Linked DNA regions of Homo sapiens: region 2 is linked to region 1. The links are chromatin contacts, found by Hi-C or POLR2A ChIA-PET in ENCODE. All regions are on one chromosome and are shown on one strand. Each heading gives the region's core, a stretch centred on a gene start or an enhancer-like site at or near the end of the contact. The rest is flanking DNA. Distances are from core to core; before and after follow the strand shown. Region 1 has its middle 150 kb from the start of NCOR2. Region 2 overlaps SCARB1 (scavenger receptor class B member 1).

Evidence for each region. Hi-C counts contacts between places; a loop is a spot of excess contacts on that map. ChIA-PET counts read pairs that join two places held with the same protein, here RNA polymerase II (POLR2A). Pooled maps may share reads with other maps.
Region 2: a pooled map shows a loop between it and region 1 (2.4-fold over the local background). The contact joins two enhancer-like sites. A Hi-C loop is called at or near these places in 1 of 50 pooled maps. POLR2A ChIA-PET finds 5 or more read pairs at or near these places in 2 of 52 experiments (A673 and Panc1).

What each region holds. Positions count from the first base shown.
Region 1 is chr12:124,709,747-124,717,176 of GRCh38, reverse strand. No RefSeq gene overlaps it. Among named protein-coding and RNA genes, the nearest start is that of NCOR2, 150 kb to the right of the region's middle. RefSeq lists enhancers at 3,046-3,690, 3,691-4,336. Within about 2 kb of position 3,361, at least 25 of the 41 ENCODE cell types and tissues checked have a DNase peak (open chromatin) inside an H3K27ac peak, as active enhancers do.
Region 2 is chr12:124,824,958-124,832,078 of GRCh38, reverse strand. All of the region lies in intron 1 of SCARB1 (scavenger receptor class B member 1), which reads left to right. Among named protein-coding and RNA genes, the nearest start is that of SCARB1, 35 kb to the left of the region's middle. RefSeq lists enhancers at 3,783-3,962, 6,031-6,752, 6,753-7,121. Within about 2 kb of position 3,303, at least 11 of the 41 ENCODE cell types and tissues checked have a DNase peak (open chromatin) inside an H3K27ac peak, as active enhancers do.

The sequences.
Region 1 (7,430 bases), core at 2,112-4,611:
CCCAAGACTGGGTGCGGCCCTCTGTTACAGGCACCCACAGCACAAGCAACTCCTGTTCAGGCCACTGGGCACAGCTGACAGTCATGTGCATGACACCACGTCTCGAGTCCCTCCCCCGACACACCCTGTGGGAGCCAGGAGGGCCGGGACTCATCTGGTTTTGTAACTTACCAGGTGCCAGTTCTGCAGTGCTGGGAGGTGCTCAGTGCACATTAGCAGAATGCGTGAACGAGTGCCCACACCTGGCGTCTAATAAACAATGGCCTCTTCGGGCAAGTGGCACCCATTGGAATGCAGTACGTGAGGGCTCCGTATTGCAGAATTGACCTCATCCTTCCTCCTGCCCTGTGTTTGCACCCTCTCAGTTCCTCCCATTGTGGAGGTGAAGTTTGTTTTTCTACTCCTTGACTTTGGCTTTAACCAAAAGCACGAAGCTGACACGAGTGTGTGCCAGGTCTGAGCATGCGTGTCTAGGGACCTCCATTGACTATGTTTGCTTTTTTGCTCCTCCTCCTTTGCCATAAGGAGAATGTGCTGAGTGGCCACTGGTCCCACAGAGTGGATGAGAGATATGTGGGGCTGAGCCACACCTAGATCAGCCGACCTGCAGCAGCTGGGTGAATCCAGGTGAGGTCAGCAGAGCCCGGCGGGCGAGCCAGCCTAGATCAGCCAGCGCCAGCCGCCCTGCTAACACACCAGCCAGGTACATAGTGATTGTTGTACACGTTGAGGTTCTGTGGTTGGTTGTCAAGCAGCACATAGTAGGTGCTCAATAGATAACTATGGAATGTTTGAGCATACAGCTAGAGCTCCATAAAAGACATCCAGTAAAGCCCCCAGCACTGTGCTGGGCACACGGGAAGTGCTCAAGACACAGTGCTCCCTTCTCCCTGCTTCCTCCTGTCAACAGCAGCAGCAGTAGGTTAGAGAGGCCGATATTTGAGACATTGTGGCAACCTTTACAGTCCACACTCTACTATTCTACGGGACACCCCGAAGCCTCCAGCCACCCCTCGGCAGCCCTTGGTAGAACAGGGTCTATGTCTCTTTCTTGGCCTCTTCTGACCAAGAGTCTTGTTCCTAGTGGTGAAGAAGCTGGGGTCTTTCTGGAGCCACTGCAGACCCCCTAGTCAAGGGTGGCTGCTTTGTCTCTGCAAGAAAGCAGATTGTTCTCTTTGCCGACTCCTGCTGGGATCTTCTCTCTTCCTCTCCTCCCACCTCTTCACAGGCGGAAGCCATAATTATTTCAATGCAACATCCCTGTCATCAGCCAGCACTTTGAGCAGGGGACACAGTCAGCACTGTTTGGGATCCCACACTGTGTGTACACAGTGATTATTCCGGCATCGAGGGCAGATAATGAAACCTGGAGTTGTGTGTCTTGAGACACCTCTGCTCACTACTCACTCTCTAGACACCAAGAAAATTCGACTTCCCGCCACGCCCAGCCGGGCCCTGCAATGGGCTCCCAGCTCCTGTGGGTGCAACATGAGCCTGGTAGCTCCCAGGCAAACGCTGAGCAGCAGGCGAGATCATGGTGGCCGCGGTGGCCACAGTCTGTGAGGTCAGAGCTCCCGTTAGGCGTGGGCTATCTATGGGTTTAATAAGCCAAGGCCTTCAGGGCAGGGCCCACAGAGCAGGAATGTCCTGAGGCTCAATATTCCAGCCATTTGTTCCTGTCTGTTGTCTCTCAAACCAGATCCTCTGCCACTTCTGAAGGTCCCTGCAAAAGAGGCTTCTGCCTCTAACCCTAAGCAGCCAGCCCAAGCCTGCCATGTGGAGAGAAGGGGACAGGGAGGCAGGAGTTGCAATCTGTGCCCCGTGTGCCCCCTGTGCCATCACCCTGTACAATTGTGGCCCAGGCAAAGCTCCTCTCTGTACCTCGGTCCCCTTGTCTCAGGAACAGGATCTCTTTCTTTCTTTCTTTCTTTTTCTTTCTTTCCCTTTCCTTTCCTTTCCTTTCCTTTCCTTTCCTTTCCTTTCCTTTCCTTTCCTTTCCTTTCCTTCCTTTCTTTCTTTCTCTCTTTCTCTCTCTCTTTCTTTCCTTCTTTCTTCCGTCTTTCTTTCTTTGTCTCGGGAACAGGATTTCTTTCTTTCTTTTTTTATTTTATTTATTTATTTTTTTGAGATGGAGTCTCGCTCTTGTTGCCCAGGCTGGAGTGCAGTAGCATGATCTTGGCTCACTGCAAACTCCGCCTCCCGGGTTCAAGTGATTCTCGTGCCTCAGCCTCCTGGGTAGCTGGGATTACAGAAACGCGCCACTACACCCAGCTAATTTTTGTATTTTTAATAGAGACAGGATTTCACCACATCTGCCAGGCTGGTCTCAAACTCCTGATCTCAAGTGATCCACCTGCCTTGGCCTCTCAAAGTGCCGGGATTACAGGTGTGAGCCACCGCGCCCGGCTGAGAACAGGGTTTCGTCTATTTCTCATTAAGTTGCTGATGGCTCCCTTTCAGGATTCACCGCCACAACCAGGCCTCCCTGGCACCTTGTTTTAAATCACAGCCCTCCTGACCTAGATCCAGGGCCCCAGAAGCAGAGCCAGAGAGAGAGGTTTTTACAGGAGAGGGAGGGAGGGCGGCCTCAGCCTGGACCCACGGGGGGCTCTGATATGTGAACTCCACCAGGGTTTGTCCCATCTGTAGCCAGGTGGGTCAGGATGTGTGTGTGTGTGTGTGTGTGTGTGTTTTGTTTTTTGTTTTTTGCATTATTTTTGAGACAGGGTTTCACTCTCTTGCCCAGGCTGGAGTGCAATGGTACCATCACAGCTCACTGCAGCCTCCACCTCCAAGGATCAAGCGATTCTCCTGCCTCAGCCTCCTGAGTAGTTGGGACTACAGGAGTGTACCACTGTGCCTGGCTAATTTTTTTATTTTTTGTAGAGACTAGGTCTCACTATGTTGCCCAGGCTGGTCTTTAACTCCTGGCCTCAAGCAATCTTCCTGCTTTGGCCTCCCAAACTGCCAGGATTACAGGCGTGAGCCACTGCATCCAGCCTTGCTTTATTTTCAATTGTGGTAAAATACACATAACATAAAATGTACCACTTTAGCCATTTTTAAAGGTACAATTCAGTGGTATTAAGGACATTCACAGTGTTGCTTGACCATCACCACTCTCCTGTTCTGAAAGGTTTTCATCACTCCAAGCAGACTCTGTCCCCATTAAGCAATAACTGTCATTCCCGTCCCCCAGCCCCTGGTAAGCGCTAACGTACTGTCTGTCTCTGTGAATCCGCCTGCTCTAGGCACTTTATTTAACCGGAATCATGCATCTGGCTACTTTCACTTAGCATCGTGTCTTCAAAGTTCATTTACGTTAGAGCCTGAGTCAGAATTTCCTTCCTTCCCGCCGCACTTTCATTTTGAATAGACTTTACTTTTCAGAGCAAGTTGAGTTCACAGGAGTGGCATTCCTCTTCACGGCTCAACAATATCCCCTGCATGGAGGCGCCCCTCGTGTTATTTGTCATCTCCTGATGGGCACTTGGGCTGTTCCTACCTTTTGGCCATTGTGACTGGTGCTGCTGTGAATGCCTGTGCACCAGAATCTTTCCTAGTCCTTCCTCTCAGGGGGCCAGGCTTCTGCCCTCCCCTCCGTCCTGCTCCCCGTGTCAGTCTGTTTTGGTCACTGGCTGTGGCCTGGGAGACACTCCCACTTGGATGAAGGCAGTCACCCCCGGCGGTGCTCAGGGTGGAAGGGGGCCAGCAGGGGAATCCGGGTGGTGCCAGGAGTGCCCTGCATCTCCCCGTTCCTCCTGCCTTCCCTGCTTTGCTACCCCCAGTACTTCTCACCTTCTGACACCCCCGGCATGTGCTGACTTCTTGGGCTTCTTGTCTACTTCCCCCTAGAAAGCACCCAAGGCCTGGGGCTGTGCCTGTTTTGTCACGGCTGGACCCACCCTTCCTGATACACAGTCAGGCTCAACAAATATGCATGGGATGAATGACTAGCACGCGCGCACACACGATCTCTTGGAATTCTCGCCGAAACTGTGATGTCACTGCTGCCGTCATCCCCATTCTACAGAGAAGGAAATGGAGGCTCAGGAACGTTGAGTGAATTCCCCAAGGTCACAGAGCTTGCGAGCGGCAGAGCAGAGACAGGGGTGCAGAGCTGCCCCACGCCTAGCACTTCCCAGCCGGAAGGCTTGGCCTGTCTACATGATGAGCTGGACACCTGTCAAACACATGTCACTCACACTAATTCGACTCTGCGTCTTTGGAGAGAGAGAAACTTCGATACCCAGCCAATGGCCAGGCCATTGCGCTCAACTAGTGAGGGTGAGGACCTAAGTGTGCAGTTTCCACAATTGCGTCCCTTCTCTCGTGCCCCTCTTTTTTATAATAAAAAATAATTTTAAATCCCAGCACTTTGGGAGGTTGAGGCAGGCAGATCACTTGAGGTTAGGAGTTTGAGTTCATCCTGGCCAACATGGTGAAACCCCATCTCTACTAAAAATACAAAAATTAGCTGGGCATTGGTGGCGGACGCCTGTAATCTCGCTACTCAGGAGGCTGAGACAGAAGAATCACTTGAACCCGGGAGGCAGACATGGCAGTGAGCTGAGATCGCAACACTGCACTCCAGCCTGGGTGACAGAGTGAGATTCTGTTTCAAAAAAAAATTTTTTTTTTAATTTAATTTTTTAGATACAGGGTCTCACTGTCACCCTGCCTGGAGTGCAGTGGCATGATCGTAGCTCACAGCAGCCTCGAACTCCTGGGTTCAAGCTATCCTCAGCCTCTCAAGTAGCTGGGACCACAGGTTTGTGCCGCTATGCCCAGCTAATTAATTAATTTTTTTTTGTAGGGACAGGGGTCTCACTATGTTGCCCAGGCTGGTCTTGAACTCCTGGCCTCAAGTGATCTTCCCACCTGTCAGCCTCCCAAAGTGCTGGGACTACAGGCTTGAGCTACCGCACCCAGCTAATTCACGCCCCTCTTAATGCGAGCATCTCAACACGCTGACGGAGACCCTAGCTGCCAAAGTTACACATTGAGAAAAAATCTACGTGCTGGGCGAGGTGGCTCACGCCTGTAAGCCTAGCACTTTGGGAGGCCGAGGAAGGTGGATCACCTGAGGCCAGGAGTACTAGACCAGCCTGGCCAACATGGCAAAACCCCATCTCTATTAGAAATACAAAATTTAGCCAGGCATGGTGACGGGCGCCTGTAATCCCAGCTAGTTGGGAGGCTGAGGCAGGAAAATCGCTTGAAGCCTGGAGACGGAGTTTGCAGTAAGTCGAGATCGCGCCACTGCACTCCAGCCTGGGCAACAGAGCGAAACTCTGTCTTTAAAAAAAAAAAAAAAAAAAACACGACAGAGGAACAATGCGTGGAATGTATGGATGCATGGTAAGCTGCAGAAATCTTCCGTGAGTGATGGATTGTGACAGACGTCTGCACATTTCCACCTTGGCGTTAGTACTCAGACCAGGACGTGGAAGGTTCCTATCATCCAAGAGTTCCCTTGTGCCCCATCCTCCAGGGGTAACCATGATAGAGGCTCTATCCCCACAGACCCTCTCTGCTGTTCCAGAGCCTCACACAGTGCGTGAACTCTCACCCCTCGGTGTCTGGCCTCATCTGCATATCCTCCAGTGAGGGTTGCTCTCGCTGTCCGGAAGCTGCAGCTCGTGCTTGCTAATTTCTGTGCAGTTTTCAATTACATGAATAGGTCGTCGTTTGTTTTTCATTCTAGAGCTGACGGATGTTTGGATTGTTTTCAGTGTGGGGCTATTACAGATCGAGGTGGTGTAGAGGTTCTTATCCATGTCCTCTGATGAACGGATACCCCCATTTTTCTTGGGAGTGTATCTGGGAATGGGATTACTGGACCACAGAGTAGTCATGTTCTTGGATTCAGTAGCTGGCGACAATTTTCCAAAATGATTGTAACAATTTACTCTCCCACCTTTAAATCCTCATCAACACTTGATATTGCCAATTAAAGTTACTTTTTTTTTTTTTTGAGGCAAGGTCTTGCTCTGTTGCCCAGGCTGGAGTGCAGTGGCACGATCATAGCTCACTGCAGCCTCGAATTCGTGTATTCAAGTGATCCTCCCACCACAGCCTCCTGAGTAGCTGGGACTAGGTGTGTGCTACTATTCCCAGCTAATTAAGTTTTTTTTTTTTTTTTTTTTTTAGAGATGGGGGTTTTACTATGTTTGCCAGGCTGATCTTGAACCCCTGGCCTCAAGCAATCCTCCTGCCTTGGCCTCCCAAAATGCTGGGATTACAGGAGTGAGCCACCACGCCCAGCCTAAAGTTACGTATTTTTGATACAATATGTGCAATGGACTGAATGTTTGTGCAACCCCTCACAACAAATTCATATGTTGAGACCCTGGCCCCGATGTGATGGCCTTAGAGGGTGGGGCCTTTGAGGGGTGGTTAGGTCGTGAGAGTAGATCTCTCACGATGGGACCAGTCCCTTATAAAAGGGACCCCAGAGAGCTCTCTAAGCCCTTTTTCTGCCCTGGGAGGACACAAGGAGCTAGCAGCTGTCTTTGACAGCTCTGGGGCTTTGGCCAGGTTTCTCAGCCTCTCTGAACTTCAGTCCTAAAATGGGATAATGGCCTCCTGGGCTGTGGCGGGGATTAAGTGAGCTAGCTGGTGTAAAGCGCTTAGAACAGGCCCTAGTGCATAGCTCCTGCTCAGTAAGTGCTTGCTGTTTATTTTCCTTCCACGAGCACCTGGGATGGGGGTGGTGTCCTCAGTACTTGTCAGCAAATAGCAGTGCATTGCAGTATGAACCTGACTGGCCCTGCGACTCTAAGGATGAGGGCATCTGGTGTTAACTAAAATAACCCTCAGGCCCAGTGCAATGGCTCACGCCTGTAATCCCAGCACTATGGGAGACCGAGGCAGGAAGATTGTTTGGGGCCAGGAGTTCAAGACCAGCCTGGCCAACATAGTGGGACCTTGTCTCTCCAAAAAATTAAAAAATTAGCCAGGTGTGGTGGTGTGTGCCTATAGTCCCATCTATTCTACTTGGGATGCTGAGATGGGAAGATCCCTTGGGCCCAAGAGTTCAAGGCTGCAGTGAGCTGTGATTGCGCCACTGCACTCCAGCCTGGGCAACAGAGTGAAAAAAAAAATCTTAATAAAAGATTTTAAAGAGAGTCATCCTCACAAAATGGACATGTGGCTTAAAAATCCCCCTGTAGGGGGAAGACTAGCCGAGTAAGAAGAAAACAGCTAAGGAATGTAGAAGCCATGTCCACAATTTACAAGTTAGAAATATTTATATCATGAGCATCAGTGCTCAAAATTTATTATTAAGGTCACAGGATACACTCAGAAGTGTCTGGAATGTTCTGGTTTGGCTGACCTGTGGAGGAAGATGGGGTCATAGAACCTAGCTCTCCCAGGACTGGTTAGAGCTGTGTTCCCAGCTGGTAGTTAGTGTTCCCTGGGTGGTA
Region 2 (7,121 bases), core at 2,054-4,553, 110 kb before region 1:
ACAGGATTCACGTTTCCTTCGTTTCTCCTTCGTATCATTTTCTGTCCCAGGACCCAATCCAGGGCCCCACATTGCGTTTGTCCCTCACGTTGCCTTAGGATCCTCTGGTCTCTGTGGGTTCTCAGACTTTCCTGGCTTTGGATGACCTGGATTGCGTTCCTGAGCACCGGCTAGGAATTTTGCAGGACGCCCCTCTGCTGGGATTTGTCTGTTGTTCTTCTATTGATTAGGCCCTAGTTCCGGGTTTTGGAAGGAAGATCGCAGTGACGAAGGGCTGTTCCCAGCACATTATGTCAACATGACCTGTCCCTGCTGCATGGGTCCTATTCTTTATTCCTTGTTACAGGTAAAGAAACAGGCACAGGAAGTTGTATCAGGCGCCTGCTGGTAGGTGGAGGATGGGCAGGGGGTTGAGGGGACAGGGAGTGGACAGAGCCCCTTTGCTGGTAAAGAGGGGACCCCAGACCTCTCACGTCTCTCCAGGGCCCCTGGTGGTCTCCTGGCTGGCCTCGCTGCTCTGCTTCAGAAATCAGATTTGACGGGGCACTGGGACCCTGATTGGGCCTTGGTGGCTGTAGGTGCTCTCTTATTAGCGACACCACTTGAGGGTGTATTGAACATCTGAAGAGTACCCAACCCTGGATCAATAATTTTTTGCTTTAGGCCAGGCGCAGTGGCTCACGTCTGTAATCCCAGCACTTTGGGAGGCCAAGGTGGGCCGATCACCTGAGGTCAGGAGTTGGAGACCTCAGCCTGGCCGACATGGTAAAACCCCATTTCTGTCAAAAATACAAAAATCAGTCCAGGCGCGGTGGCTCATGCCTGTAATCCTAGCACTTTGGGAGGCCGAGGCAGGCAGATCACCTGAGGTCAGGAGTTTGAGACCAGCCTGGCCAATTTGGCAAAACCCCGTCTCTACTTAAAAAAATACAAAAATTAGCCAGGTGTGGTGGCGGGCATCTGTAATCCCAGCTACTTGGGGGGCTGAGGCAGGAGAATTGCTTGAACCCGGGAGGCAGAGGTTGCAGTGAGCCGAGATCGCGCCACTGCACTCCAGCCTGGGTGACAGAGCAAAACTCCGTCTAAAAAAAAAAAAAAATCAGCTGGGCATGGTGGCGTATGCCTGTAGTCCCAGCTATTCTGGAGGCTGAGGCAGGAGAATTGCTTGAACCTGGGAGGTGGAGGTTGCAGTGAGCTGAGATCACACCACTGCACTCCAGCCTGGGCGACAGAGTGAGACTCTGTCTGAAAAAAGAAAAAATTTTTTTTGCTTTAATTTTTTTCTTTTTAAAAATTGAAGTATCAAATGCATTAAGAAAAGTGCACAATTTCGGTTAGAGGTTGATGGATTTTCACCTAGGTATGCACGCTTGTAATGACCCCCTATACCAAGTGTAAACGCCTCCCCCGCACCCCTCCCTGTCAGTATCCACCCCTGAGGTCCTGCTGCCCCCACCTCTATCCCCATGGATTGGTTTTGCCATTCCCCGGGACGTCACTTATATGGACTCATGCACGTGGTCCCTGTGTGTGATTTACCCTGTCATTGTGTGTCTCAATTGGTCATTCCCTTTTGTCTCTGGGTAGCATTCCATGGTATGAGTGTGTCCCCATTTGTCATGCATTCACTTGCTTGTAGACATTTGTGTTGTTTCCAGTTTTGGGCTGTTATGGGTACGGCTGCTATGAGCATTTGTGGATAATCTTTGTGTGGGTGCATGCTTTCATTTTTCTGGGACAAATACTGGGGGTGGGATTGCTATATTGTAGGGTGAACGTCCAGCTTTGGTAGAAAAAGTATATTCCACAGTGACTGCACTAATGCACTTCCACCAGCAATGTGTGAGCACTCTGGCTGCTCCACATCCTCACCAGCACTTGTTATTGTCAGTCTTTTTCATTGTAGCCATTCTGGTGTATGGCATGGGATCTCACTGTGAGTCCAGTGGACATTTCTCTGATGACTAAGCCACCCAGGGCTGGTGGGTGGCTCCAGGAAGTCACAGGAATCCTTTCTCCTATCTCCTATTCTGCTCCGCCCTTCTTCATGTGTGGCTTTCATTCTTAAGGGTGCCTCATGATCCAAGATGGCTGCTCTAGCTCCATCCATTGTGACTGAATTCCGGGCAGCAGGAAGGGGGACTTATCAACAACTACATAGAAATTTCAGATATTGATAATGTCAGGGAGATAAAACAGGGTGATGAATATAATGTGATGGGGGAAGGGCTGCTTTAGGAAGAATGGTATTTTCATCCATTTTGTTCACTATTGAAGTGCCCAGGCCTAGAGCAGAGCCTGCCATACAGTGGGGCTCAATAGAGATGGTTAAGGGATTGAAAATTGCTCAGGGAAGGTCTCACGGAGAAAGTGACTTTAGACTTGAGAAGTGAGGGGCTCACTTTTGTGGGCATCAGGGGAAAGATTGCCCCTGGAGGAGCAAAGAGTCAGTGCAAAGGCCCTGTGGCAGAAACTTGCCTGGTGGCTCAGGAGCACAGCAAGGCCAGTGTGGCTGGAGCAGAGTGAGCGAGGCAGATAGGAATGGGGGAGGAGACTGGAGTGACTATAGGGAGCTGGGTTGTGCAAGACCTCATAGGTCACTGTCAGGAATTTAGATTCTATTCTGAGATAAATAGGGAGGCATGGGGGAGGTTTGAGCAGAATGACATGCTCTGACTTTAATCTTAAAAGGATAACTTGGATTCTGTGGGGAGAACGGGGCGGGGGGCAAGAGCAGAGGCAGGAAAACAGCGGGGAAACTACGGCACCCATCCATACAAGCCAGGATGGGGGCCAGGATGGTGTTGGAGAGAAGTGGATGGATTTGAGGCATGCTTTAAAGCGAGAGCAGCCCAGCCTTGCTGATGGAGGGTGCTAGGTGGGAGGAAAATGGAGGACTCAGGAATGACTCAACCTCTTCGCTTAAGCAACTTACAAGCGTGGGTTTCTTGTAAAAACCTTTTATTTTAGTCTTCTTACCTTAGTCCTTTAAAAATCAAAAGAAGTTGGAACATGAGCCAAGGGTGTGGTGTTCCCAAGTCCCAGATTGGATTAGCCTGTGTCGTAGTTGTTCCTGCATCTTAAGGCCCCATGGAGCTGGGGATGCCTGGAGCCCTGGGATTGAGAGTGTAGTCAGCCACTGACTGCTGGTCCAGAGTGGGCAGGGCCTGGCCTTGTCCCAGAACTAGGCTTCGTCTGGGCAAATTGGCTTCTTGGCTCATTTGGTCAGAGGTGTGTTTCTTGGAAGCCTGTTTTCTCTTCTCATAGGAGGAGGAATTAGACCTTGCAATTCAGTGGCCAGGTCAAGTTAATGATTCATTTGTGAAGCTCCCGTGCAAGGAGCCCAGCGGGGATGGCCTAGGAGAGAAGCGTGAGGGCACAGGCCTAGACGTGGATACGGAGCCTGGGGCTCTGTCTCTCCCTGCTCCTGTGACCTTGGTCAGGCATTTGGCTTTGGAGCCTCAGTGTCTGCTTCGATGAGATGAGCCATTGAGAATTTAAGAGGTGAAGTAGGTGGAAGTGTTTCGCTACCTGAACAGGGCCGGGCAGATCGTCCAGACGATTCTGCTCCCCTGGTGTCTGAGGGCAGGGGCGTCTCAGGGCAGGGGCCCCATCGTGTTCATCCCTGTGTCTTTAAATTCCTAGCATAGCATCTAGCATGGGGCGGATGATTGTACAGGGCATGAACTGCAATCCCAATGAGGTCAGAGCAGCCTCACTGTAGGCCGAGGTCGTTCCAGTGGGCTTCATGGAGGAGGTGGCACCTGGGCGAGCGGGGTGTTAGGTTTGGAGGTCAGGGGCCTCTCCAGGTGCAGGGGAGAGTGCTGTGGGTGGTAGGAAGAGAATGCTAAAAATTAATGTCTATGAAATCTTCATCTCATCCATCACACATTTACCGAGTTGTTGCCCCGGCCTAAACAGGCGGTACTCTCTGTGTATTTAAAAAAAAAAAAATCCCTTCTTAAGTATGAGCTGTTTAAAACACACAAAGGAGGACTAGCGTTACCACCCGCTAGACATTTCCACGTTGATTATATGGTTTCAGGTCTCACTTTTGCTCATTCACCCAGAAAATATTTACAGAGCTCCTGCAAGGTGCCAAGAGCTGTCCCAGGCCCTGAGGACAGACACATCGCCAAACAAAGCAGCTGAGGATCTTGCCCTTGTGGGTTTATGGCCAGGCAGGTGATACAGATGGACAGCAATAAACCTGATAAGCTAATTATACCGTGTGCTCGAAGGCCACAAGCAGCATGGAAACAACACGGCAGGTCGGGAGGTCAGGAGTTTTAGGGGCAGGTTGGATGAGCCTTCTGAGAAGGGGGCATGTAAGCAGAGATTCGAAGGGGTGAGGGATTTGACCACGTGTTTAGGAGGAAGCAGTGGGTGCAAAGGCCCTGGGGCAGGAGCGTGGCCTCTTGGACAGGATAGCAAGGAGGCTGTGGGGCTGGGCTGAGTAACAGACAGTGGTTGTGGAATGAGACCACCGCTTCTGCTGTTGTCCTTCCCAGCTTCTCCCCAGCCTCCCCTTTTCCCTAGTTTATAAGACAGGAGAAAAGGGAGAAAGCAAAAAGATGGAAAGAAACAGAAGTAAGATAAATAGCTAGACGACCTTGGCGCCACCACCTGGCCCTGGTGGTTAAAATAATAATAATAATAATAATATTAACCCCTGACCAAAACTACTGGTGTTATCTGTAAATTCCAGACGTTGTATGAGAAAGCACTGTAAAACTTTTTGTTCTGTTAGCTGATGTATGTAGCCCCCAGTCACGTTCCTCACACTTACTCGATCTATTATGACCCTTTCACATGGACCCCTTAGAGTTGTAAGCCCTTAAAAGGGCTAGGAATTTCTTTTTCGGGGAGCTCGGCTCTTAAGACGCGAGTCTGCCGATGCTCCCGGCCGAATAAAAACCTCTTCCTTCTTTAATCCGGTGTCTGAGGAGTTTTGTCTGTGACTTGTCCTGCTACAGTTGGATGTGGGGCCAGAGAGAACACAGGGGCCAGACCAGGCAGAGGGGCTTGTAGGCCAATGTTCGGACGGTGGCTCGTATGTTATTTTCAAGAAATAACATGTTCACAATGACAGTTAAAGCTTTCCCCACATCCCCAGCCCCCAGCCCTCTCCTGAGATTGTTTGCAGGTATCATTTCCCTGAATGTTTTTCTACATTTCCACATGGGTTTGTCTTCAGAAAGAATATAGAGTATTATTTCATGTGTTTGGAAAATTCACATCAAGAGGCCCATGTCAATTGTTTCTTTCTTTAGCCTTTTCTTCACTCAAGATTTTTTTTTCTTTAAAAATAAAAATTGAGGCCAGGTGCAGTGGCTGACACCTATAATCCCAGCACTTTGGGAGGCTGAAGCGAGTGGATCTCTTGAGCTCAGGAGTTCAAGACCAGCCTGGGCAACATAGTGAGACCTTGTCTCTACTAAAAGCAAAAAAATAAAAAAATAAAAAAATAGCCGGGCGTGGTGGTATGTGCCTTGTAGTCCCAGCTACTCAGGAGGCTGAGGTGAGAGGATTGCTTGATCTGGGGAGATCGGGAAGTCAAGGCTTTCCAGCCTGGGCAACTGAGCGAGACTCTGTTTCAAAATAAATAAATAATAAAAATTATGTATATTTAAGGCATCCAAATGCTGTTTTGCTATATACACACACATAGTGAAATGATTACTACAGTTAAGCAGATTAACATATGTATCTCCTCATATAGTCACCTCTTTTTTTTTTTTTTTTTTTGAGACAGGGTCTCGCTCTGTCACCCAGGCTAGAGTGCAGTGGGGTGATCACGGTTCACTGCAGCCTTGAACTCTCAGGCTCAAGTGATCCTCCCACTTAAGCCTCCTGAGTAGCTGGGACCATAGGTGCGCGCCACTGTGCCTGGCTAATTTTTGTATTTTTTATAGAGATGGGCTCCCTATGTTGCCCAGGTTGTTCTCAAACTCCTGACCTCAAGCGATCCTCCCACCTCGGCCTCCCAAAGTGCTGGGATTACAGGCATGAGTCCCGGCCACCTCTTTGTTTTTAGTGGTGAGAGCACCTGAAATCTGCTTCCAGTATACAGTACAGTATTAATCACAGTCCTCGTGTTGTGCATGCAACCTCCAGACCACCCATCCCACATGACTGCAGCTTTGCGCCCTGTGACCTGCATCTCCCCACCTCCCCAGCCTCCGCCCCGTAAGCACCATTCAACTCTCTGTGTATTCAATGTCTTCAGATTCCTCACCTCTAAAAGACAAATCTGGAAGTATTTGTCCTGCAGTATTTGTCCTTCTGTCAAGATTCTGCCTTTGAGATATCTGCAAGTCGATGGCGTTTACTCACTGTGCAGCCACCGTGTGCAGAAGCCCAGCTTATCTTTGACTGAGAACCTGGCTGGGCTCTCTGTTGTTTTTCAAGGCAGGGTCTCGCTCTGTCACCCAGGTTGGAGTGCAATGGTGTGATCTCGGCTCACTGCAACCTCCGCCTCCTGGGCTCAAGCGATTCTCCCACCTCAGCCTCCCGAGTAGCTGGGACTACAGGTGCATGTCACCGTGCTTGGGTAATTTTTGTAGTTTTAGTAGAGACGGGGTTGCACCATGTTGGCCCGGCTGGTCTGGAACTCCTGACCTCAAGTGATCCACCCGCCTCGGCCTCCCAAAGTGTTGGGATCACAGGCGTGAGCCCCCGTGCCTGGCCCTCTGTTCTTTTTTTGAGGTCTGACAATTCTTCTGGCGCTTTCTTGCACACTTAGGAGAATCTTTCTAGGGCAGAGTTTTCAAACTGTCAGATGTGATCAGATTGTGGGTTGTGAAATAAGTGGGGTGGGTGGGGATCAGCTTTTTTTTTTTTTTTTTTTTTTTGAGATGGAGTCTCGCTCTGTTGCCCAGGCTGGAGTGCAGTGGCGCAATTTTGGCTCGCTGCAACCTCCGCCTCCTGGATTCAAGCGATTCTCCTGCCTCAGCCACCCGAGTAGCTGGGACTACAGGCATCTGCCACCACGCCTGGCTAATTTTTTTGTATTGTTAGTAGAGACAGGGTTTCACTGTGTTGGCCAGGATGATCTCGATCTCCTGACCTCATGATTTGCCCGCCCCAGCCTCCCAAAGTGCTGGGATTACAGGCGTGAG